4 separate regions of the Mus musculus genome follow, and regions 1, 2 and 4 are each linked to region 3. The links are chromatin loops, found by intact Hi-C in ENCODE. Cell type or tissue: heart. All regions are shown on one strand. Links, peaks and the distances in the headings refer to the core of each region. The heading gives the core; the rest is flanking DNA.

Region 1 (5,983 bases), core at 467-5,466, 110 kb before region 3:
GCTAGATCATGCAGCAGGAGCATAGCTCTAATGTGGGAGAATGGAGCAGTAGTGTGGGTCAGAGGAGAGTGGCTCTGGCATGGCATTTGGAAGAGTTCCTGTCCTGGGATGAGTGGAACAAAGGGAGGAAAGGCATAGGTCACTTCCAGGATTCAGGGTAAGAAGAAGTGAGTGGATTCGGAGTCTCTTTTGGCACAGAGCTACAGACTTTCACAGGGAGATATGTGAGGAAACAGGAGAAATCCCAGATCTTAGCATAAGCAACTGGAAGGATGTAATTGTCACCAGATGAAAGGACATGTGATGCTCAACACACGTGCTAGGCCTCTCAGTGGCCATGCTGAAGCCAGGAGCATAGAGACTCTAGCAAGAAGGCATGACTGTAATGCTGGCATGTTTTGTTTGGGTTTTGGCCTGATATAAGGTCGTGTATATAACAAGCTGGTGTCTGATTAGTGATCCTTCTGCCTTAGTCTCCTGAGTGCAGGGATTATAGGCCTGTACCACCATGCCTGGCCCATGGTGGACCTTTGACTTTTGAAGGGCTATCTTGCTATTGACGAGTTGATGTTGTGTCATATCCCTCACTGCCACTGCATTTTCAAATCTCAAAGGTTCTCCAGAGTGTGTCCACCCTGGATGCTGTATCTATGACATTCAGTGGGCCAGGAGAGTGGGTAGTGCTCTCATCCAAGAGACCTACCTCCCACCATTGCTCCCATTTAACCTCCCTATAATTCATCTAGAATGAAATAAACTGTTTTTATTTCTATGACAAGATACCAAAGACCAGGTAACTGATTTTTTTAAAAAAGAGATTTATTTTAAGTCTTGCTTCAGAAGCTGGGATGCTCACAAACATGGCAGTAGCAGATACTTGGTTTCTGGTAAAGACCTCATGATGTGTAGATTCCTGAAAGAAAGCAGAAGGTAAGTGTGTGTGTGTGTGTGTGTGTGTGTGTGTGTGTGTGTGTGTATGTGTGTGTGTGTGTGTTTGGAGAGAGAAAGAGAGAGAGAGAGAGAGAGAGAGAGAGAATTGTTTTATAACAACTCCATCTTACAGGAACAAATCCAGTCTTTGAGAATGAGAGTTCATGCTTAAAAAGCAGACATTGGTATCCATCCAAGAAAACTGGTACCCATGACCCAAACACCTCCCACCAGTTCCCACCTCTCCTCTACACTGATGTATGTGGAGTTAAGGTTCCAGCCTGTCAGATTTGAGCATACATTCAGACTATAGGCAGTTCCATCTCCTGTTTCCCTAAATAACATGATGTCTTATACTTGGATAACATGTGCTCACATTGCTTAGGACCTTCCAAATGCTATGTCCTCTTTTCTTATTACATAGTTGTCAGTGGAAGTTCTGATGACCCAATAAGGGACATATTTCCTGGCAAATGTGGGTAGTACCTTTTTTTTAAAGGTTCATATTTCAGTATTTATAAAACCAGAGAATAAAAACCATATATTTTTCTCCTCTCTGTGTCTCTCTTCCTTTTGACATTTGGGGGGTGTGTGTGTGTGTGTTGTATGATAGAGGACAGATTACATCCTTTGTTTCCAATAAATTGTTATTGATGAAAGTAAAGTATTATAGATATAAGCACCTGCATGGAAATGGATTGTAACACATCATTTATCAAATATGCTTTGGCCCTGGTTCTCCCAATATTTATGTGACAATAGTTAAAAGTTACAGAGACTTATTCTGCACACAGTGTGTATTTACACAACAGTCTTAGGATGTGGGGAAAGCAGGAGTCACCCCCTTCTACTGACAAAAGCAAAAGACACAGAGGAGAAGTTATCATACTGGAGGCAAGTCAGTCAGGAGCTAGGAGAGGTCTGAGCCTCAGCTGCCTGAGCCTGCTTTTCCACAGGGTTTATCTGCTCAGAGCACTTTCTCTCTGGGGCTGAGAGTGCCCCTATCAACAGGCACCCCAATCTAACTGAAACAAGTAGCTACAGCTGACTCACCCCTGCAGAGAAAGCCCAGGCAAATGTCTTAGCTCACTGTGACTTAAGCACATCTATCATTGTTTTTCTGGTGTGATAATCATATTCATAGTGACATTAGTAAATATCTAGCATGGAAGACACTAAGCATTCCTGGAAATGATGGGAACAGCCAGACCATCAGAACAGTCTCTCTCTCTCTCTCTCTCTCTCTCTCTCTCTCTCTCTCTCTCTCTCTCTCTCTCTGTGTGTGTGTGTGTGTGTGTGTGTGTGTGTGTGTGTGTGTGTGTGTGTTTGCTCATGCTCGTGCGCAGAAGAGCTCTTCTCTACTCTGCTGTACTCCTTTGCCTCTATAGTGACCCAAGGAGATACTAGCCTTAATTCCATTGCTATGCTCTCTGCCAACCACCTTGTTTAGTCATATCTTGTCATGGTGGCACCAGTAGCCCGGGAAAGTCAACAACACCCTGAGTCATTCTGCTGAAGAGTGGGCATGTCAAAGCCAGCACTTTCTTCTGGAAGATGTTAAGTTGCAGTGCTCTTCCTTGAGGACTTCAGCGAGACCTGCAAGGCTTTGAAATGTCACAGCCCCAGATTTTTTTTTTCAACTACTACTGACATCTGACCCACTGAAAATTGCCACTGAGTCGTGTTCAAATATTTGAAGTCCTCTGTCTGATTGTTTCTCGTGCTCAAGAGACTGTGAGCAAATACCATGGATCTGATGTCTATGCCAGGAGTCACTGATCATTGTTTCCTTTGCACACGGATCTATCTGCTGAAGCTCTAGGCACGGAGCTTTGTCTAGAGACTCCAACCTGGGTCAGCACAGGAAAAGACTGTGGGCTTCCTTAGAGATGGAAGAGAGCCCCCATCCAACAAATGCCATAGTTCTGAGGTCATCTGCTGCAGGAAGTGACAACCCACTAGGGAAGGAGTAGGAGGTTATTTGTCTAGATTAAAACTGAGATCAGAGTTAACTCTGTTGCCTTTGTGAAAATCACAATGCAGTTTGGAAGCAGCCAAAACTTTTGGAAATGAGGACACCACCTGATTCACATTGGCTTACGGTGCTGGTGTTTAGCTTTTTTAGTGTTCCTGCTACACCAGGAGTATTTAGTCCTTGAGGGATTCACCTATTATAGCATGAGGGTTCAGGTTGCCAAACTGTCCCCATCTGTAACCTGAAAACAGTGCAACAATTGGTATCTCCTGCTCACAGCAACATAGACTTATCCACCCAGATCTCTCACTTTAAGTGGACATGGGACTTTCAGGGGAAACGTATTAGAGACAGATACTCAGTCCACACCTCAGGGCCTATGAGTCAAAGCCCTGATGTGGTTCTCAAGAATTTGCATATCTTTCAGTTGCAAGCAATGGTGGAAATGCTGGTTCATGGTCACAAGTCAAAGACGACCAGAAAATTGAATTCTCCATGCAGTGGTGGCACGTGCCTTTAATTCCAACACTTAGGCAGAGACAGGCAAATCTTTGAGTTTGGCCTATAGAGCAAGTTCCAGGACAGTTGAGGCTATACTCAGAAACCCTGTTTCAAAAAACCATTTTGAAAAGGAAAGATTGAATTCTTCTTGCTTTTTTTATAAGCCCAGAAGTAGATTAGGGTGGAAAGGAGATTGGATCCAGAAGACACTCCTGGGCTAGATTTCAACTCTGACAGTTAGCAGTTGTGTGGACTGGGAAGGATTTTTGTACTCTCTAAAAACTTCAGTTCACTAACCTATAAGATAGACAGCAGCAATGACAAAATACTCTTCAGCAACATTTTTTGGAGTAACTGCAAAAACAGTGAATGTTGTCTAGAGTTGAGTCAGTGGAGTTCTGCTGTCCCAAACCTTGGTCTCAGCACGAGCATGGGCCTTGATTAAATAATAATGTTGAGCTCCTCTGAAGAGCCAGTTTTCTGAGAATAATCCATATCTCAAAAAGCAAGAAGCTTCTTTAGGAAGATTTGGATGCTGATTTTTGCCACAAATTGCCGTTTGACAAGACCACAGTGTGGAAGTCTGCAATTCTATATTGATGATGCCTTTTCAAAGAGAATATCCATCCAAACCACAATGGCATTTGGCCTGAGATCAGGGCACTAAGCACACAGATGACTTGGAATTAAATATATCACTACTGAATGCTGTCTAGAAGTTCAGTGTCTTGTAGCAGACATTGATGCCTCTGTAATTTGTTTTCAACAGAATCCGGTCTCTGTTCACATTGCACAAAGCCACAGAGAAGAACCAGGGGCAAAAGTGCCTTGAATCCTTCTCCAGATAAGCCTTTTCTATGGTAACTTTTAAAGAAGTAGGGAATACGCAAGGAATGAGTCAAATAGTGACTAAGAACAGATGCTCAGGAATGTGCCTGCATCCCTTCTTCATAGACCTGGGAGCAATGCCATTTTCATGTCCCATTGGTTAAACACCAATTACTCCAAGGAGCTTTGTAGATATTAAAATTCTTACCTATCCCTTCTCAAGCCTCTCCTGACACTATAAGCTGTCTTCTTAATAGCCAGAGAATGGAAATATCCCAAGTGTGTTGGATAGTTTATGTCAACTTGACACAAGCTAAAGTCATCAGAGAGGAGAGAACCAAGAATGAGAAAGTTCCTCTGTAAGACTAGTCTGCAGGCAAGCCAGTAGGGCATTTTCTTAATTAGTGATTGATAGAGGAGGCTCTAGACCACTGGGGGTGGAGTCATTTCTGGTGGTCCTGGTTTCTCTAAGAAAACAAGCTGATCAAGCCATGGGGAACAAGCCAGCAAGCAGCACCACTCCATGGTCTCTGCACTAACTCCTGCCTCCAGGTTCCTGCCCTGCTTGAGTTCCTGTCTGGACTTCCTCTGAGGATGAACTATGATGTGGAAGCATAGGCCAAATAAACCCTGTTCTCCCCAGGTTTATGATGTTTCATTACAGCAGTCGAAGCCCTAACTAAAGACACCAATGTTCAGAGACAGATACACAGGTGAAAAAGGAATAAAAAACCATGGCACATCCACACAATGAAAGATGCAGCCTGAAAAGGGAGAGGGGTCTTATATGGAAAGTCTAGTATTTTAAGTGAAACTCCCTTATACATGGATTCATTATATATTTTTTATTTATTTAAGAAAAGTTTTACAAATTTGTTAATATTTCGGCAACATTATTGCAACAAGGTTAAAAGGCAGACAGACTAGTATAGGCTTTAAAGGAACAAATCAGGGTTATACAATTAAATTATTACACAGATCTAAGAGGTTTACAAGGCCTAGAAAACTAATTAAGTCTGAAAGATTAGATCCAGTATTATCACCTACAGTATCTCCAAGTTCAACTGCTTCATTCATTCCTTATGTTTCCTAACTTCTCCCAAACACAGTGCTCTCAAATTCCTAAAAGAAAGAACATAAGAAATTCTGATACTAAGAGAGTACAGAGATAAAGAAGAGCTGGAAAAATTAACTTTAACTTGCAAGTTACATGGAAGCCAAAACTTACTTGAGTCAATCAAAAGATTTCTGTGCCCTGAATACTGTATGTGAGGAGGCTATGAGTCAGAGTTTAGAAGTAGGTTACAAATTAGCAACATACTGTATTATTTCTACCAATTTTTTCTCCTAAGTTATACTTGTAACAAAACTAGAGTTAGGTGCTTAGGACACTTGCTTCTTCCACACCGGGCAGAGCTGGGGCAGGCGGAGCTGATGGCTGAGGGTCTGCTCATTGTGCTTACTTATCTGTGGAATGAACAAGCAACACGCACAACATCTCCCCAACATCTCGAGGTAATGCATGTTAACAGAAATGCTTTCAAAGAAACAACCGGAATTGCATTAAATACTGCCTTAATAATAACTACAATACTAAATAAAACAAGTAACATATATTATTCTCTCAAGGAGCCTCTGAAATTGAACAGCAGAAATCAATCTGAAGATCTGAAGAAGGTCAAGGCTGGTAGCTTGGGGACTTGGGTGGTGGATCAGCCGGACCACAGGCACACACAGCCTCAAAGCCTG
Region 2 (5,983 bases), core at 274-5,273, 240 kb before region 3:
ATCTCTATCTCCTTGGTGCTGGGATTACAAGTGGGCTCTCATGCCCATATGCTGTTTTATGCGGGCACTAACTAAGGATACCCATTCTGGTCTTCAAATTTGTGTGGCAAGTGCTTGGTATTCTAAGACTTGACTTGAGAAAAGCGGGTCTCAGCCTGTGGATCACGACCCCTCTGGAGATTAAACGACCCTTTCACAGGGGTCCCGTATCAGATATCCCCATATCAGCTATTTACACTACTTAGCAGTAGAGAAATAGTTGGGGGTCACCACAACGGAAGAAACTTTATTAGAGGGTTGCAGTATTAGAAAGGTTGAAAACCACTGCTCTAGAATCTCCCTTCTACTCAACAGAGATGGTTGCCAAGCTGCCCAATTCAGTCCTAATATCCATTAGACCAGGCAAAGACAATGCTATGGCTTAGATGAAGACAACCACCATTTACTCCAATTAGGTGAGCCTCAAACAGCTGAATGAAGTAACATCTGAGCAGGCACCCTGTCTGATCTGACCATATCTCATCACGTCATCCTTACTGAAAGCATCCAGTTTACACTGCCATCCTTACTATAAACTGCTTTTACTCCTCCCCCCCCCAGGTTTTTGTTTCACAAAGTCACTTGCAGGAAATACAGTGGCTTAGAAGGGATGCCCAACAGTCATCACACTCACACTTGACTTCCATGAGAGCCAGGCTGCTGAATTCATCTCCCAGGTTCTCCCAGACTCAGTTACCACCATGCTCGGAGTCATGGGGGAATGTTTACAACCACAATAGCAGTTATTGTTCTGATGCCTAAATGAGAACTTGATAAGTCTCCTCACAACCATGGGAGCTGAGAGCTAGAAGCAGGAAGACTACCACGGACACACCCTCACATTTGTAATAATGAGAGTGAGAGGTGGGGAGTGCAGGGGGGAGAGGGAGGGAGGGAGAGAGAGAGAGAACTAAAAACCAGACTGGGTAGATGCAGCAAGCAAGCAGCAGGCATTCCTTGTTCTCACCCTAGAGAGGTTGACTTCAGGAAATTGCAAATCAAGCAGGACGTCATTTTGGTGAGAAGTCAGAAGAATGCACAGGCACCTGCAGTTTTCCCAGGTCTTAAATTCACTCACAGTACATACTCATGATATTGTCTGGTCTCTCAAAGGTCAATTCTAAACTGAAGTCACTACGCTGCTGCAAATGTTCTTACAGAGCTGGGGGTTCATGTCACTGCATCCTCTTGACTATGAGATGCCTTTCTTTAGCCCAGGGAGGTCTCTAAAGAATACCCAGGAAGTGACAGGAACCCTGTTTCCAAGGGCCATTGTAGACAAAGCTGCTGAGACCATATTCCATTACCCCAGTACTACAAACAAGGGTGTTCATCAAACTGGAGAAATTTACAGTTATTCATTATTATCACCTAACCTGGGACCTCACTCAATTTGTGGTTAATTAGGCCCTAGTTTTTCATGTGTAGAATGAGAAATTTTTGTTTCTAAACTGTTCTCCAACATTCCATAAATGCTGACTTAGAGACAGCTTCCAATCTACTGCACAGAGAGGCTTGCCAATCAATCCAGATGGTCAACTCTACGTAGGCAAAACCCGACAGAGCTGAAGTATACTCTGGCTCTCCTATATGGTGTTCTTAGGGAGGACACAGGGTCACTCTTAGGGCAGGAGTAGTGTTACCTTTCTGTTTCCAACTGACTACACACATTTTGCTTAACAACCTATGTCTTTCAATGTTAAGTCAAAAAAGCATATTAGCATGCCCACTGGCTCAAGAGCCCCTTCCTGCTTTATGAAGCTCCCAAATCCTTTCTAGGCAGAATTCTGGCATCTTTACTGTTGACAGGAAATATGTATGTGCGGTAAGCTGATTTGGCAAGGGTAGAGTGCGGTGAGACTTGAAAGCTGTTCCATGTTCACTCATCAGATAAGTGTTGCAGGCAGCTAGTGGCCCTGGCACTCTGTGACAGACACCTGGCTCCTACCCACTACTAGTTCACTGACAAAACTTAAAATGACTAAAGGAGTTTTAAGTATCCTTTGTGGGAAACAGGTATGCTTGAAGACAAGCAAAATCTAATGGTACTAACAGGCAAGAAATTGCCTGGCCCTGTGATCTGGCCTACAGTTCTCACAGGGGACCATTCCAGCCAAAAGAGAGGTGTGATAATCAGTACACAAACTAGTTTACTTTTCTCCAAACATGAAGTCTGCATATGGTGCCCTGAAAGACTCTGTAGTCCTAATGTTGAAAACGTGAGATGCCACATGTGGCTAATGTTCATAATCTCAGCACTTAGAAAGCTGAGTAAGAAGGACTGCTGGGCTGCTGAGAATTCAAGGTCATTTGGGATACATGGTAAGGCCAAGACCAGACCAGCTTACAAGGCAAGTCCTTTCTGTCTTGGTGGGATTAGTTATAAGAATGCCAAGTGTTAAACTAAACATTTAACTTTTACATAAAGAAATTTCTTTACTAGTTCCCTCAAACTTTAAAACCAAACCTGACAGAAGTATGAAAGTCACTGATAAGTATAATTTCTCTCCACAAGAGAGGCATTGAATCCTTAATATTCCCTAAGAACTCACTGTAAAACTTACTTTAATATTCACACAGCTCTGGTCCTTATCTGCCAGAGGGCTCCCATACCAGGCTGGATCCCCTGACAGGGAAGCATCCTAGGACCTGAGGGCTGCCAGAGGGAACTTGGTAAAAGCAAAGAAAACATGTACCACCCTGGTCTGGATCAGGGTATGTCTGACTCATGACCTCTGCCTTTCTTCACATACATACACACATACACACACACACACACACACACACACACACACACTTTCCTCTCATCCTTTCAGAGGCCACAGTGCTTCTGCTTAACTTGTCTACTGTTCGTAGTCACTCAGGCATGGTTCAACTCCTTTGGGGCTGTGGTGGGTTCTAGCTAAAACCAGAATGGTAACAAAAATTGTGTTTGAGGCACTTGCAGAGAAATCTTTGAAAGTTATCTCTGGGGAGGAGGGGGTCTCCATCTCAAAATATTTTAGCATAAGGCTGATATCTGGCCTATTCAGTTATACAGATCAAGTTGTAATGTCAAGGCCAGAAGTAGCCTGGGCTGACTCACTGCTGAGCTCAGAGATGTCAGAACACTGCCTGCTGAACCAGCTCTTGACAATCCCTATTCTTCATGGAAATTTTTTCTTGACTGTTCATGATCAGGATCAGAGCATGAAAGGAGATCCAGTGGATAAATGTTTTGCCCTCAAGAAAGAAAATGTAAGATAAGATTGTTTTACTCAACTACAAATTATTAAAAGAAAAGAATGTTAATACTTTGAAGAGATGTTTTTGTCAAATATACTGTTGCCTTCAAGCAGCTCTAAGAAAACACAAGACATAAGTTTCCAACGGAGGAGAGGTAAGGCCCACCACACCACCATCTCCTCTCCTCACAGATAGAAACTCAGTTCACAGCACTGTGGCTCTGTTGGTGACGCCTATGTGATTTACTTCAAACTGGGAATGAACTATGGGGGTTCTACCATGGCCCTCAGATTCAGGTGGATTCCCACAGCCGTATAAAGCCTACATGAATGACATCACTCAGTTACAAGAATGGGTAGGCAGTGTAAGTCAGTATTGTTTTGATACCTCCCCACAGAAGAGACACTTTCCAATCTAAAACTCAACTCTGAGCACACACCAGAGTCTGTAACTAAACAGGAAGCCATAAACAGTTGTAGGGATAAAATGTTTATACATACTATGTCAAGAAGTGTCTCTGTTCTTCCTTGCTTGCCTAAGGCACTTTCTGATTGGTTAAATGACAATGCCTATGGCCTATAGCAAAAGGCAGACTAGAAGGTAGGACACTGACTGAGAAGGAATTCTGGAAGAGAGTCAGGCACAAGAAGATTCACCACCAAGCCACAGAGGAAGTTGGAAGTATGAAACGGAGAGGGTATCGGCAGCATTGCAGACCTTTTAATAGAATAAATGGGTTAATATAAAAGATAGTTGAGGATTAAGCCTAAGATAAGGCCAAAACCATTGTTAAAAAAAAATAAGTCTCCCTGGCATTATTCAGACCAAGGATAGGCACAGAAAAGCCCAAATGGTTACGTTTAGTCTCTGGGGTTTATATTAAAAGGGATATCTGGGAGACAGGAGGAATTACAGAAAGAACTCTCAACTTTCTGTGGCCTACAAACTGGGGAAAGACAGGCTGTAGAGGAAAGAAGCTATTGCTTCTTTCACATAGAGATTGCACATAGAGATTTGCACATAGAGATCGTGGTAAAGATGCCTCCCCTTCTTCTAGGTACTGCCTCAACAGGAAGCCTGTACTTAAGATAACCAGGTCTCTCTTTGTCCAATGGCAAAGGTGATCATGACGGGTAATAAAAACAAATGAACAGACCACAACAACAAAGTACTAAAAATGGAGAGCAAGACAGTGAAGTAGCTTAATGGATAAGGAAGCTTGCCATCAAATCTGAAGATCTGATGAGTTCAATCCCTGGGACTTCCATGGTAGAAAGAACAGATGCCCATGGGCTGTCTTCGGCCCACACATACATGTTGTGGCACATGTACACCCCATTCTGTATGTGCATGCACACATAAAATGTGGAAAAAAATTAATCAGGCTACTTCTCCCTAAATCCCAAGGCCCCTTGGCTATGAAAATCAACTCCTATTAATAAATATGGATATCTAAAACATAGCTTATCTGTATTTTTGCAATCTTTCATGCTTAATGCAAATGTTTCCTAAGAACGATGTGTTGAAGCTGAGACAGAAGCTCACAGAAGAGCTGTCACTCACTGAAGAGATTTGTTCTGCTTGGCATAGCCCTGGAGGGCAGAGTCAGAGCCAAGGGGAGGAAGTCGGAGAAATGTAAAATTTCGATTCTATTTAAGGAAGCACTTTCTAACAATCTGTATTCTCCAAAAATGGAATTGGCCCTTTCTAGCAGTGTAAGTGTTCCAGCAGGGCTAGATGGCGGTCTGTCAGTGACAGGGGAGCCGGCCCAGCACCAGGGTGAAGATGTGCTGGTTTGCTCTGTAACTAGGGTTGTGAAACAAGAGGAACTGATCGCACTCAGGGAAATCTGAATACACTGGGCAAAGATAAGGCTGGAGCTCCAACCGAGGCCTTATCTTTCCTTCTAAGAAAGTCAACTGCAGCCCTTGAGGGCTTGGGGGCTCACTTATTCTACCTCCAAGTCCTGTGCATTTTGTGGTTTATAGACTTCTCAAGATTTTTTTTTTAAGGCAAAATATATCAACAATGCTCAACATTACTACAGAGGGCGTGTTAAGAGGAGGCTAGAAAATCAAATATTCTCAGAACAACACTGAAGCACCAGCCCATTCAACATCTTCTTTATTTATCATACTTAACTAAGAGTCCTAAGAATAGGACAGCAGCATTTCTTTCCAGTGACTGTCTCAAGCAAGGAAAAAAAATACACAAGGGAGAGAGTTCAGTGGAAAAAGACTTAGAATGCTAATAACCAATGGAATTTTTCCAGCAGCCTCAGCGTCTACATTAGCCACACACATTCTGAAAAAAACCAACCATAGCACAAAACACCTCCCGATGACTGAAGGCTTCACCCACTGAAGAGTGCGCACTGATCTTTATAGACTCTACAAGGAAGAAGATGGGGACTGTGCAACACCCACCACATTCAGTGTGATTTTGTTTTCAGTTTCCCCATATTTCCTTCACCCTGCCCCCTCCAATGAAACTAATCCTCTTTCAGTAACACACAAAGAAAGCCTATAGACACTTAGCCCAGGTGAGGATACTGGCTCACTTCCATGACAAACCTCAAGTGGCAAGCTGCCATTGTTGCCTATAAACAACTTTATACTTACCTGAGGAGGCAACAATTGTAAACTGTCAGCTCAGTTCAGCTGTCCTTCCACAGAGCCCTCCCGATTCTATTCGTAGATAATCTGAAGCAGTAACCACG
Region 3 (5,983 bases), core at 382-5,381:
GGGCCTGCTGCTTGTCTGCTGATCTTTCTCGGGAGACTGATGGACGTATGCATGCATGCGTAGGGTATTCATGCATGCATATGTGTGAGTGTGTGTGTGTGTGTGTGTGTGTGTGTACAAAAGCGATGGATGTTCTTGATGGAAGAGTGCAATGTTTCATACTTGTGGATAAAGTTGCCACTTGTAGGAAGTAAAAATGAAGTCTTCGGCAATCACTGAAAGGCAGCATAGTAGAGGAACAAGCAAATCCTGAGCGATCCCACAGGACTTCTTTTCTACCAGGCTTTTCCTCTTTCCATTTCCAGGCAAATCACAGCGTTGGAAAACACTCTCATCACTACACCGAGAGCCTTCCAATGGAGACTTAACAGAATGCCAACTGCAGCAACAGAAGGAAAAACTTGGGTAGCAAGAAAGCGCGTCCATATTCTTCCGTTCAGTTATAATGAGGGGTTTGAAGGTATCAGATCCTGCCCGGCATGGGCCTGACATCCCAAGAGACAGGTACAATTTCTGTTCCCAGCTTTGCTCCATCTTCTAGCCAGCTCATCCTGGAAACAAAATTTCTGTTTTCTGGGGGATGTGCATTAACCCCGATCACCTCTGAGCTTCCCAGGATTCACCGTAGGCCCCTTTATGCTGCCCAGTGGATGCTTGCGTGGACTATTTATACATACTTTGATGGCTTTTCACCAATGGACCAAACAGCTCTCCTCAAATATGAATACGCTTTCTCAAAACTTAATTCTCCTGACTAGATTTTAGGTATCCCCCATCAACAGGTAAATCTCAAAATCTGCCAAAGGAACTCCCTGTACATAATCAAGGTGATTATATTCAAATCCCACCTTGTGAGAACGTGTATGTTTGGCCCCCAATGCAGCCTTCATAGGGTACCATATGGATATGAGGATGGGCTCAAGCACAGCAAAGGGATCCCCTGAACTGCCCATACCTGAGCAGAGAGGGACACGGCCCATAGACGTCATACAGTGTCATACAGTGGGGTTCCAGAAGCGTGATCCTTGAAGGAGTTGCAACCATTCAGCTCCTCCCCCACAGGAAGCGACAGGCAGTTGTGGGTCTCTGAGGGAAGAAGGCCACCTGCCCTTATCTGTGTTTTTACTTGGGCACTGCTTAGCATTAAACCTGGCTTCAAATGTCATTGGGAAAAAAAAAGTAGGCCAAGGCCAGGAAGAGGAGGTGTCAGTTGTGATCTGTTGAGAGGAGAAGGAAGGCTTAGACAAAGCAGGAGACTTGGACACCCAGAAGGGTTTGGAAGCCACTGGAGAGTAGCCATTAGGCTTGTGCTTGTCCTTAATGCTTACAGCATCCTCATCCCTGATTCCAGTAGTTCACCATGCCTACAGCATCCTCATCCCTGATTCCAGTAGTTCACCATGCTTACAGCATCCTTACTCCTGGTTCCAATAGTTCACCACACTTACAGCATCCTCACTCAGACCAGACTCTGAGTCTTACACCAGGAAATCACTCTCATCCTAGTCCAGCCTCTGAATACCCCACATGACTTCCAGGAGGCCTCAGCTTCTTACCTGAAACAGTTTTAGTTTGGAGTGCCCTTAGACTTTTCTATTCTCTATTCTAGGTCCTTTTCTATTGGAACAGTCTCTTCTTAGCGGTGGTCTCTCATCCTTGTCCCCAGGTCAGAGACCATAGTCATTAGGATGCCAACGTCTCTACCAAAAACCTATTGTCCAGAAGACTAAGTGCCCATAACCTTGGCCCTCACCCTCACTTGTATGGTTTCTCTTCCTCCCTGTCCTCTGCTCCTTACATAGCCCTGACCTTACACCTTGAGCCCAAGAGCTCTCTCGTGACTTGTTTATGGAAATCAGGGTGTGGCTAACTGATACCTTGCCATATGTCCATCTAGAATCATCCACCATACAGCTCACCCCCTTGTCATCTTCTTACTTCAATAGTTCAACAAATGCCTACAGCCCCCTTGAGTGTGAGACTATGGCAATGAAGTGTGTGTGTGAGAGAACAGAGAGGCTTTTACATCCAGTAAAGAGTGTTTGGAGTCAGGGGCACTTGAGCACATAGATGTCAAAGCTACGTAAAATTAGAGTGGAGCTTGAACCCTTTGGATGGCATGTCTATGACATCATCAGCGGACTTAAGAAGCTGATTAACTTGTTAATCTATGTCTGCAATTTATCGACACAGTCACAGTCTTTGTCTGTTCCACAGAATCTTCTGTCAGCAGAATCGTCTTATTCCTAGTCTTACTGCTCCATGACCTCTAGTGGTAGAAAGGGGTTCTGCCATTGATAAAGAAATCTACTTTCTTGTGGCTTCCCTGAATCTCTCAACCACCTCTCCACTTTCACTCCCATTGAATAGCATGACTGTTTCTTTGTCAAAACCCCTGTTCTGACTGGTCTTGTGACACAAGCTGGAGTTATCACAGAGAAAGGAGACTCCCTTGAGGAAATGCCTCCATGAGATCTGGCTGTAAGGCATTTTTATCAATTAGTGATCAAGGGTAGGAGGGCCTAATGTGGTTGGTGCCATCCCTGGGCTGGTAGTCTATTAAAATAGCAAGCTGAGCAAGCCAGGCGAAAGCAAGCCAGTAAAGAAAATCCCTCCATGGTCTCAGCATCAGCTCCTGCTTCCTGACCTGCTTGAGTCCCAGTCCTGACTTCCTTTGGTGATGAACAGCAACATGGAAGTGTAAACTGAATAAATCCTTTGCTCCCCCAACTTGCTTCTTGGTCATGATGTTTGTGCAGGAATAGAAAACCAGACTAAGACAACCCTCATCACAGTTACTAGTCCCAGAAATAGAGCCACAGTACACCTCTGACTCAGCTGGCTGCAAACTCACCTTGACCTGCTGGGGGAAGTATCTTAGCTCTTAATTATAAGGACCGCTGCCACTGAGGCTATCTTTAAGCTGTGGTCTTGCTAAGCTCTCTCTGATGGCAGTTATGTGATATAGCACATGTCCTTACTACTGAGGCCAATTTGTGTATTTTCCTGTTGTGTTGTTGTTGTTGTTAGCATAAGTCTCATCGATCCCAATTGGCCTCAGTAGATGGTTGAGCATGCCCTTGAGCTTTTGAATCTCTGGCTTTCACTGTCAGGATGATGTAGGATGAGTCCTGCTATTACAGGCATGCGTCACCATCCTTGGTTTATGCAATTTTTGAATCCAGAGTCTTGTGCATACTAGGCAAGCACTCTACCACTGAGTTACACTCCCACCCCTTACTGCTTGTGGTTTTTAAAGTACGGGTGTTCTTACAGTTCCATGCTGAGTCTGGATCCTAAGGTACTTCCAGGGCATATGCTGCAGAACCACTCTCCTTCCTTCATGGAACAGTGGATGGTGTTGTAGCCATGTAGTCTAAGACACAAGGCTCCTTGTAGACAGTTCTGATGAACCATGTCTACACACATTTAGCCAAAGGAGCTATCACAGTAATAGTTCAAAGCCAGGCAAGCCCCCAGACCTAGCTTTGAGAAGCATGGTCTAGGTGAGATGTTAGAAAGGAACTAACTAGTCTGAACAGAAAGTTCACATCCATAATTTCCAGCCACTGCCCTGAATCAACCTCTTCTGTAAAAAATCCACTCTGCCTAAGCTGTTCCTCCAGCACTGTCATCTGCTCCCTCCTCCTTCACCAAATCTCCGATGTAGCTCCCTGTCTCCACCAGTGAACCTTCCCTAAGCATCTTCAGGTCACACCTGCAATGTGCCACCTTGCCTTTTGCCACCCGGGAAATACCAGCTATAACCAGCCCTTGCTTTGCTTCCTGGGGCCTCCATGTTCGAATAAAATAGAATAAAACTTGTCTGTTCTTTCAAGCTTGGATTTGGTGGGACATGGAGCTTTGGAAAGAAGTGGAGAGGGGAGGAGAGAGCCCCTGCTTGGGAGGGAGAAGAGAAGAAGGAAGCATACAGGATAGGTCTTCAGTACCACTATGGATGCTCAGCCCCAAGCCAGAGCACAGGAGCAAATGTTTCCCTTCCTTTTCAGACAGCCCTTCCCAGCAGTAGCTAGGGAGAGCTAACAGTTAACACTGTTCTTGCAAGGCCACCCCCAGGCTGCCCAATTCTGCTTTAAGGCACTACTCAGGACTTCTGGGAGTAGCCTGCTAGGCTGGCCACTTAGATAACCAGAGCTATCAACAACACGGCATCCAACAGCATATGTTCTTTCTCCTTATCTCACATTTTTGCAAGCTTTCTTGATCCCAAATTCTCTCATAAAGCTGGATGAACCCAACCCATGGATGGGTGGATATATGAAAGAACTAAACGTGACATGGACCAATCAATATTCAGCCTTAAAAGAGGAGGAAGGTGGTACCTGTTACACAGATGAACCTGGAGAGTGATGTGTTAAGTGAAATAAACCAGGCATACAAAGAAAAATACTGTATATTCTAGTTACAGGGGCTTGACGGAGATATATTCACAGAAATGAGAATAGTGGTTACCAGGGACTGGGGGGAGGGTGAATCGGGAGCTGGCATTTAATAGGACAGAATTAGGGTTCCCGGTAACGAAAAGTTCCTGGGGCAAATGGTGTGAATGCACCTGACATCACTGAACTGTAAGCCTGGGAAGGGATGAAACTGTAAACTAAATGCCCTGTGTAACTTGCCATGGTGGAAACAGGGCTTTGAATCAGCAGACACACCGTTGTGTTAAAGCAACTGCTGATAGTAGAGACTCACTCATCCAACAAGTACCCAGAATACCTACTGTGTTGTGAGGCAGGCCAGCCCTGCTCCAGGAGCCACAGCACAGCTGGATGATAGTCCTAGCCCTGCATCCACCTGTATTCCACAGATCCACCTTTATTCTAGTGGAGAACATTGGAGGTGGACAGAAAAAAAATCAATAGCTTGGGATATTGTGGTACCATATAGAGAACAAAGGTAGGAACGACATGGCAGAAGGATCAGGAAGGAGAGAGATGAGTCCCTTTACGGAAACTAGAAAACCAGGAAGGACATCATCACACAGCTTTCAGAAAACACAGTTTGAAGAGACCAGGGTGAGTTCCGTGGTAGAAGGAAGGGAGATCTGGAACTAAGGCTGTGGGGAAATCAGGGACTCCTTGAGCCTGATTAGGTCCTGATGAACAGGGCAAGTGGAGAAGAGATTCTGGGGGAGAGCCTCAGTGTGTGATTAGGTGTTCTTCTGTGGTTACAGGAATCTTGAGAAGGATTCAGGCATAAAGCCATTGGATCAGAGCTTGGCAATAGCTAACTTCTTCCTGATGTTCCTTGGAGGCTCCATTGTAAGGAAGGAGAAAGAGAGCTAGAGAGCAAGCAGCTCAGTGTGGTGTTCAGAAAGGATGAAGTAACACAGGCCAACACGGAACAATGAGGTAGGGAAGAAACAGCACCGTGGTGCATTTCATAAATGTTGAGACAACAGGACCCAAGGGTGAGAGAGGTAGTCGGTGTAGGAGATTGAACAGCATAAAGGCCAGAGTATGTTTAGATAACACAGAACTGATATAGATGTCTGATCTGCATCAGCTAAAACATGGCTGATACGGAATGCCCAAGGGTCTATGATTCATCACCAAATGGCCCAAAATGGAGGCCCAGAGACAACCCCCCAAAAGTAAATGATTATGTAATCTGCTCTGTAACTATTGCTGGCAGGTTGATGCTCTAGAGTAGGGGAATGCTAGGACCAGGAAGCAGGAGTGGGTGGGTTGATAAGCAGGGGAATGGGGGAGGGGATGTGGGTTTTCATCCGGGAAACCAGGAAAGGGGATAACATTTGAAATGTAAATAAAGGAAATATCTAATTTTTAAAAAGATAAGGAGAGAAAAGGAAAAACCATTTCTGGCCGAATGTCACTTTTTTGTGACTCTGTCTTAAAATGGCCTTGGGGTAAGAGGCCTGGGTCCTTTCCTTCACCAGTTTGCCTATGTGTGCATGTCTGTAGGTATTTGTGGTCTATAGCCTGTGTGCTTGTGTACATGT
Region 4 (5,983 bases), core at 348-5,347, 130 kb before region 3:
CTGTGTGCTAGAATAATTTTTAGAAAAACTCATAAACGCAGCAAGGCTACACAAGTTTTCATGTCTTAGAGACAGTTTTAAAGAACTAAGCTTGCCAATGTAAAGTTCCTGTGTTACTCGGATTAAAGCTACAGATGAAATGTCAGCTATGGAACAGAAGCTCTGGTGTCAACATGCAAAGCCAAGGAAATCAGACTTTCAAAATGTCATATGCTCTGGCCATACACTGCGGATTCCACTATCTGACTATTAAAAACTAATCGGCTCTTATATTTCATATTGTTCAAAGACATATTTGGAAAGTATCTTCTTCCCAGTGGTAATTAAAGCTAAGGTATTTGGCAGTCATCCGGTAAGGCACAACTTCATTATGAAGATATTGTTAAATAAAATGTGCTTTACTCTTTTTCTATCAAGTTTCTGAGTTAGTCTAGTACGGTGGTACATACTTGCAGTCTCAGCACAGAAGAGTCTGAGGCAGGAGGATTAGGAGTTTGAGGCCAGAGTGAACCATGGAGCAAATTCAGGGCCATCCTGGAATACATAGTAAAAATTTCCATCAATCGAAAAATCTTTTCTCCAATATTTTTAATGTGTCTAGTTGAAAGTTAAAGCTAATTAGAACATCCACCAAAAATTCTTTTTAGTGACGAATTATTTATTATTACTGGTTAGAATAATATTTTGGTCTTCTGGTGCTATATGAAAGTATCTGCAAAATAAAAAGGTTCTGAAGAATCCTTATTTCATACACTTTACATTTTCTATATTCCTGATCATGATATTATACCCTCACATTCGCACAAATTGCTATGTAACTAATGACACCAGAACTTCATTCTGAAAACAAGATATACGCATTACCTTTCCATTTCTATGAGCCATAATGCCAAGCACAGTCTTGCGTATGAATGTAAATCTCCATGAGTATGTATCTGTGCTCATGGCTTCATGGTGAAGGAAATGGCTGTCACCAAAGACCCACATAGGTCTTTGAGACCAGCTCTGTGCTGAGCTTGAACTTGAGCTCACTTGGGCAGGTGAGCTGATGATTAGCAGTTGGTTACAGGTTACTATTGTTTAACTGTTTCCTTTCATGTTGAAACATTTCACCCTCTAGAAAAGCTCTTTGAGACAGGAAGCAAACAACTCAATAGTTTTAGGAAGTCCCTACAACTAACCAAATTCATTAGGCCCCTCCCTCTCCAAGAATAAACACTAAAGACCTCTGAGGTCACTCTCAGACAAGACAAGATTCAAAGATTCTCAGACAAGCCCAGATGCCTGGAAGAGGCAAAAATGAGCTGAGCCATGAGGAAAGGACGCTCTTCAACCTGCAAAGCTGCCTGCAGGCTGTGCAATGTGCTCCAGCTTTCCAAGCCTTTGTGAGCTGTCACTCATGCTGGGGTGGGTTTTGGTGATGTAGCTATCTTTGAATCATTTATGCTCCTGTAAGTAGCCACTCAACCATACATACTCCTATAAGTAGCCTCAAAGCTTCAATTTGGTTACACTGGTTCACTAAATTGGACTTTAGTGGTATTCATACATTGTCATGGCAGGATGGAGGTTGCATCTTCTCTGGAAAAGCCTGTCATGCAAGTGTTAATCTGTGTTCTTCTTAAGTGTTCCTTTACATGGGTCAGGTTAAGATGGCAGCTGAGTTTCGTTCAATGAAAGGAAGGGTAAGTTAAATGATTTCAGACGAAACCACACATTTTCTATAATTTACCTTTCCCATATTTGCGAGATACAAGTTATAATGTCTAACTCCTGGTGAGGGGAAGGATATCAAGTAAGAGGCCTTGACCCTGGAGGATGTGGGTCACTGATATCATCTGGGAAACCACTTACTGGAGATCATTATAAAGACTACTCATGGCTCTGTAATCCAAAGTTTCCTGATCTATACAACTTCCTATCCGATCCAGCAGATAGCAAAACATTGACTCAAACAGTAGGCTGCTGTAGTTTGTAAATTCCTTCCCAGATTCATGCTGATGGTGTTAAGAGATGCAAGCATACAGGGCCTTTGGGAGAAGACTGGGCCAGGAGGGCTCTGCACTAGTGCATGGATTCAGCCCTGATGGATGGATGGATAGATGGATTATGAAGATAATTACAGTAGCTCTTCCTGGAAGGCATACTCTGTCTTCTCTGCTATGCCATGACCCAGCAGTGGTTCCTCACTAGGTCCTGAGCTACTGCTAGATCTCTTATTCTCCAGATCACTAGATAAATAAATGTCTACAACAGAAAACAGATTAAAATGCAAGAGCGGATGATAGATCTCACCTATTATCAAAATGAGAAGAGGAAATGTCTTGCTGGCATTTTGTAGCCATTCAAGTCGGCAGTTGATGGATGGTCTGGTGCTTTCTGGGGGCAGAGGGGGAGGATGTTAGCATGCCTCACCATTCCTGGAAATGATGAGCCCCGTTTACTCAGTGTAATATACAAGAGGTGCTGAACTCCTCTATAATCAGTCCTTGCTCTTGGCTGTCAGTTCCTTACCAGGTCACACTGCATAGAAAACGATCTTGAAAGGGCAAGAGAGTGTCTTCCCTGGACTGAAGTTAGCTATAGCAGGTCATCTTTCACTGGGTCTTTCCCCCACTGACCTCACTGCCTAGGTTGTTTTCAAGATGACTAATGCTATGCCTTGGCTTTCAGGCCTGTCCCCTCAGTGGCTACTGAACTGCCCACCAGATCTCTGGAACGTCCAAGTCTCCACTTTACCTAAAAGCAACAGCTTCAAGAAAAGCCACTTGGGTGAAGCTTGATCACCTGTCAGCCATCGCTGCTAATTAAAACAACAGCTGCTTGTTGGAGTCAAACCAAGCACTGGATATACATGTGTCAAAATGTTCATTGCCATGAAAAAGTGAATCTCGTGTGTGACTAGGTCCCAGTGTGCAGAATGCACAGAAGGAAATAACAGTCACAATTCTGGGGAGAGCGGAGGGGGAGGCTTTTAAGAATCACCCACACCGGGATAATGAACATTATCACTTGAAATATATATGTGCTTCAGACTCATTACAAATGAAAGCCCCACTCCCCTCTCCCCCCACAAACAAAGTTAAATTGGGATTTCAGCCAGCTCTCCTGAGACCTGAGTAGAATTTGGTGACTGAGTGGCAGGAGCAATCGACTCTCAGTGAGATTGGAGCTGCTGTCTCTCTTCACATGGATGCCAATGGGGAGTTCTGCCAAGCTATTTTGAGGCTGTGCGCATTAAGTAAAAAAGCAAGGCTATTCTTAGCTCAAGTGCACAAGCTTCTATTACCCTAAACCCAAGGCTGAAGATCAGAGTAAGATACTGGGTCCTTCCCTTCCATCTGAGTAGTCCCTCCCAGGCTTTAGAAATCACCCTCGACCCAGCACAGGATGCCTTCTGAAAGACAGTAAATAGAAGTTTATCCTGCAAACAGTTAACAGTGGATCGGAAGTCAGACCCTCAAAGCCAAGAGATGTGAGATTTCCTTTCCTAGCAGCTCCTTACACATGTATTTTTCCTGACTTCTCAGTTGTTTCCGGACATAGGCAACACCTAGTCTCCTAGTCTCCCACTATTAACTCCTGGAATGAATCACTCCACTTCGAATGTCGTCTGGAAGATCCGATCTCAAGGACAGATCAGAGGCAGAATGAAGGCGAAACCTGGCTCTGTTTTTCAACCACAAAATACAACAAGCATTATTTTTACTTATTGAGCTATACTCCCCTTAAGTCAGTGTGATAGACAGAAGTTCTGTTAGTACTGACAAAATAGAAAATTAAGTTCGTGTTGTTTTCTGATGATCAAACTCATTCCTGAACTGCAGTATATGATGTATTTGTAGCTAATGCCTCTTTTACTAAATTCTCCACTCAGTGTGATGAGGACAATCTTCCCACAGGTGCTAACCAAAATCCCCATTCCTTCCCTTCCCTTCTGCTCCAACTTCTGGAAGACAGAACATCCCATATTCATAACACGTGGGAAGGAGAGTAAAAGAATAACACACAGGACAAAATGAAGAAGTTGGAGGGAATTCTGGGCAATTCCAATGTATCTAGAATTTTCTAGAATAGCTTCCTGTTCCTAGCAAGGAGACAAATGTCTTAGTTTCTATTCCGTTGCTATTATAAAATGTCCTGACAGAAACAACTTAAGGGAGAAAGGGTTTAAGTAGCTGGTCACATCACATCCACAATAAAACAACAGAGAAGAGCAGGATGATAAGATGGGGGACATGGACAACCTGACCCCTGCCTAGAACCTGTGACTCTTACTTCATGGAGAACAAATAAGTACATATGATTTAGGGTCTAGAGATGGACATTATCTTGGACTGCCCAAATGACCCCTAAGTATGATCACATGTGTCTTTAAAGGAGGGGAATTTGAACCCAGGCAGAAGAGAAGGCATGAGACCCTTAGAGACTGAAGGAAGCCAAGAGTAGGGCTGGGGTGGCCAACTGGCTTGAAGGTGGAAGAAGTGACCAGGGACTAAGGGATGCTGGGGAAAGTGTCTGAAAAATCAGGAATGACCTCTCCTCTCAAGCCTGCAGAAAGAACTTAGCCCACTCACAGAATGTTTTTTATGCTGTTCGTTTGTTTGGGTTTTCTTGTTTGTTTTGTTTTATTTGAGACAGGGTCTTACTAAAGAGTTCTTGCTAGATTAGAACTGTCTAGGTCAGTGGTTCTCAACCTGTGAGTCAAAATCCTTTTGGCAATTGACCCATAACCCTTTCACAGGGGTCACCTAACACAATGAGAAAACACATATATTTACATTATGATTCATAATAGTAGCAAATGCTAATTATGAAATAGGAAACAAAAATGGTCTGGGATTACTGCAACATGAGGAACTTAAAGGGTCACAGCATTAGGACGGTTGAGAACCACGGGTCTAGGTAGACCAGATCGGCCTCAAATTCACAGAAATCTGCCTCTTGAGTGCTACCATTAAATGTGTGTCCCACAGCTAGCCACACAGGAGGGTTTTTGTTGTTGTTGTTGTTGAGAGACAGGGTTTCTCTGTATAGCCCTGGCTGTCCTGGAACTCACTTTGTAGACCAGGCTGGCCTCGAACTCAGAAATCCACCTGCTGCCTCTGCCTCCCGAGTGCTGGGATTAAAGGTGTGTGCCACCACGCTCGGCTACAGGAGGGTTTTAAACCCTGTAAAACTTTATTCCGCTTTGGCCTCTCCTAGAAATGTTAGGATATACACAGCACTGTTTTAAAAGACAAAATTTACAGCTTTTTGTGTAGCATACAAGGAAAGTCAACAAAGATATCTTTTGACTCATATCAAGCAATAGAATCTAAAACTGGAATGGACCAAAGATATGGATTAGGATCTCTTGAGACATTCAACCAAATGTGGATGGTTCCTTTCAGCCGAAAACACTACCACTAGTTGGAAAAACAACATTTCCCAAGTCTCACCTTGTAAGGAATTGACTACATCAATTTGATTTTTAAATTAAATGTTTATAAGCTTTACACTAAACATTTTTAAAAGAAATGATCCCAGGTTGGCTCGGCTATCACTACCATCCTGGATTCTTTCCCTTCTATTATATTTCCCTAAAATAATTAGCTTTTGTGCTTGGCGATATACAGTGGTCACGTTGAAAACGAATCTTCATAGTGATTGTGTCCTATTTAACTTCAGTTGTCAACTTGACACATGCGGGAAGAAAGAACCTCAACTGAGGGACTACGTCTATTAGATTGGCTAATAGGTGTATCCGAGGGGCATTTAATTTTCTTCTAACAGCTGTATGGCGACCCAACCCACTAAGGGCAGTGCCATCCCTGGACAGGTGATTTTACTTATGCAGAATAAGAAAACACCCTGAACGAAACAGAGGGATCAAGCCAGTAAGCAATGTTCCTCCATGGTCTCTGGTTCAGTTCTTGTCTGAAGTTTTTTTCTTCCTCCCTCCCTCCCTCCCTCCCTCCCTCCCTCCCTCCCTCCCTCCCTC

What was found. A loop is a pair of places that touch in the nucleus more often than their neighbours do. Peaks named below come from ENCODE experiments on the same cell type or tissue, not always from the same donor. Only the 100,000 strongest peaks of a DNase experiment are listed, where the experiment ranks them.
Region 1: a loop joins it to region 3, with 2.3 times the contacts of the local background. A loop is called at or near these places in 5 of 42 quality-filtered maps.
Region 2: it touches region 3 in a loop (3-fold over the local background); 7 of 42 quality-filtered maps call a loop at or near these places.
Region 4: a loop joins it to region 3, with 2.2 times the contacts of the local background. A loop is called at or near these places in 5 of 42 quality-filtered maps.

The regions. Positions count from the first base shown.
Region 1 is chr1:43,410,367-43,416,349 of GRCm38, reverse strand. No RefSeq gene overlaps it. Among named protein-coding and RNA genes, the nearest start is that of Nck2, 32 kb to the left of the region's middle. In heart, for the core only: no CTCF peak of the experiment used is centred there; a DNase peak (open chromatin) is centred at 2,839; H3K27ac peaks cover 1,013 bases.
Region 2 is chr1:43,534,821-43,540,803 of GRCm38, reverse strand. All of the region lies in intron 3 of Nck2 (non-catalytic region of tyrosine kinase adaptor protein 2), which reads right to left. Among named protein-coding and RNA genes, the nearest start is that of Nck2, 92 kb to the right of the region's middle. In heart, for the core only: no CTCF peak of the experiment used is centred there; no DNase peak of the experiment used is centred there; H3K27ac peaks cover 1,773 bases.
Region 3 is chr1:43,295,935-43,301,917 of GRCm38, reverse strand. It overlaps LOC115487086 (a long non-coding RNA gene), which reads left to right. Exons shown (of 3, transcript XR_003947810.1): 2 at 306-504; 3 at 5,195-5,333. Among named protein-coding and RNA genes, the nearest start is that of Gm29040, 38 kb to the right of the region's middle. In heart, for the core only: a CTCF peak has its summit at 2,276 (motif pointing left); no DNase peak of the experiment used is centred there.
Region 4 is chr1:43,424,019-43,430,001 of GRCm38, reverse strand. No RefSeq gene overlaps it. Among named protein-coding and RNA genes, the nearest start is that of Nck2, 19 kb to the left of the region's middle. In heart, for the core only: no CTCF peak of the experiment used is centred there; a DNase peak (open chromatin) is centred at 3,231; H3K4me3 peaks cover 296 bases; H3K27ac peaks cover 1,343 bases.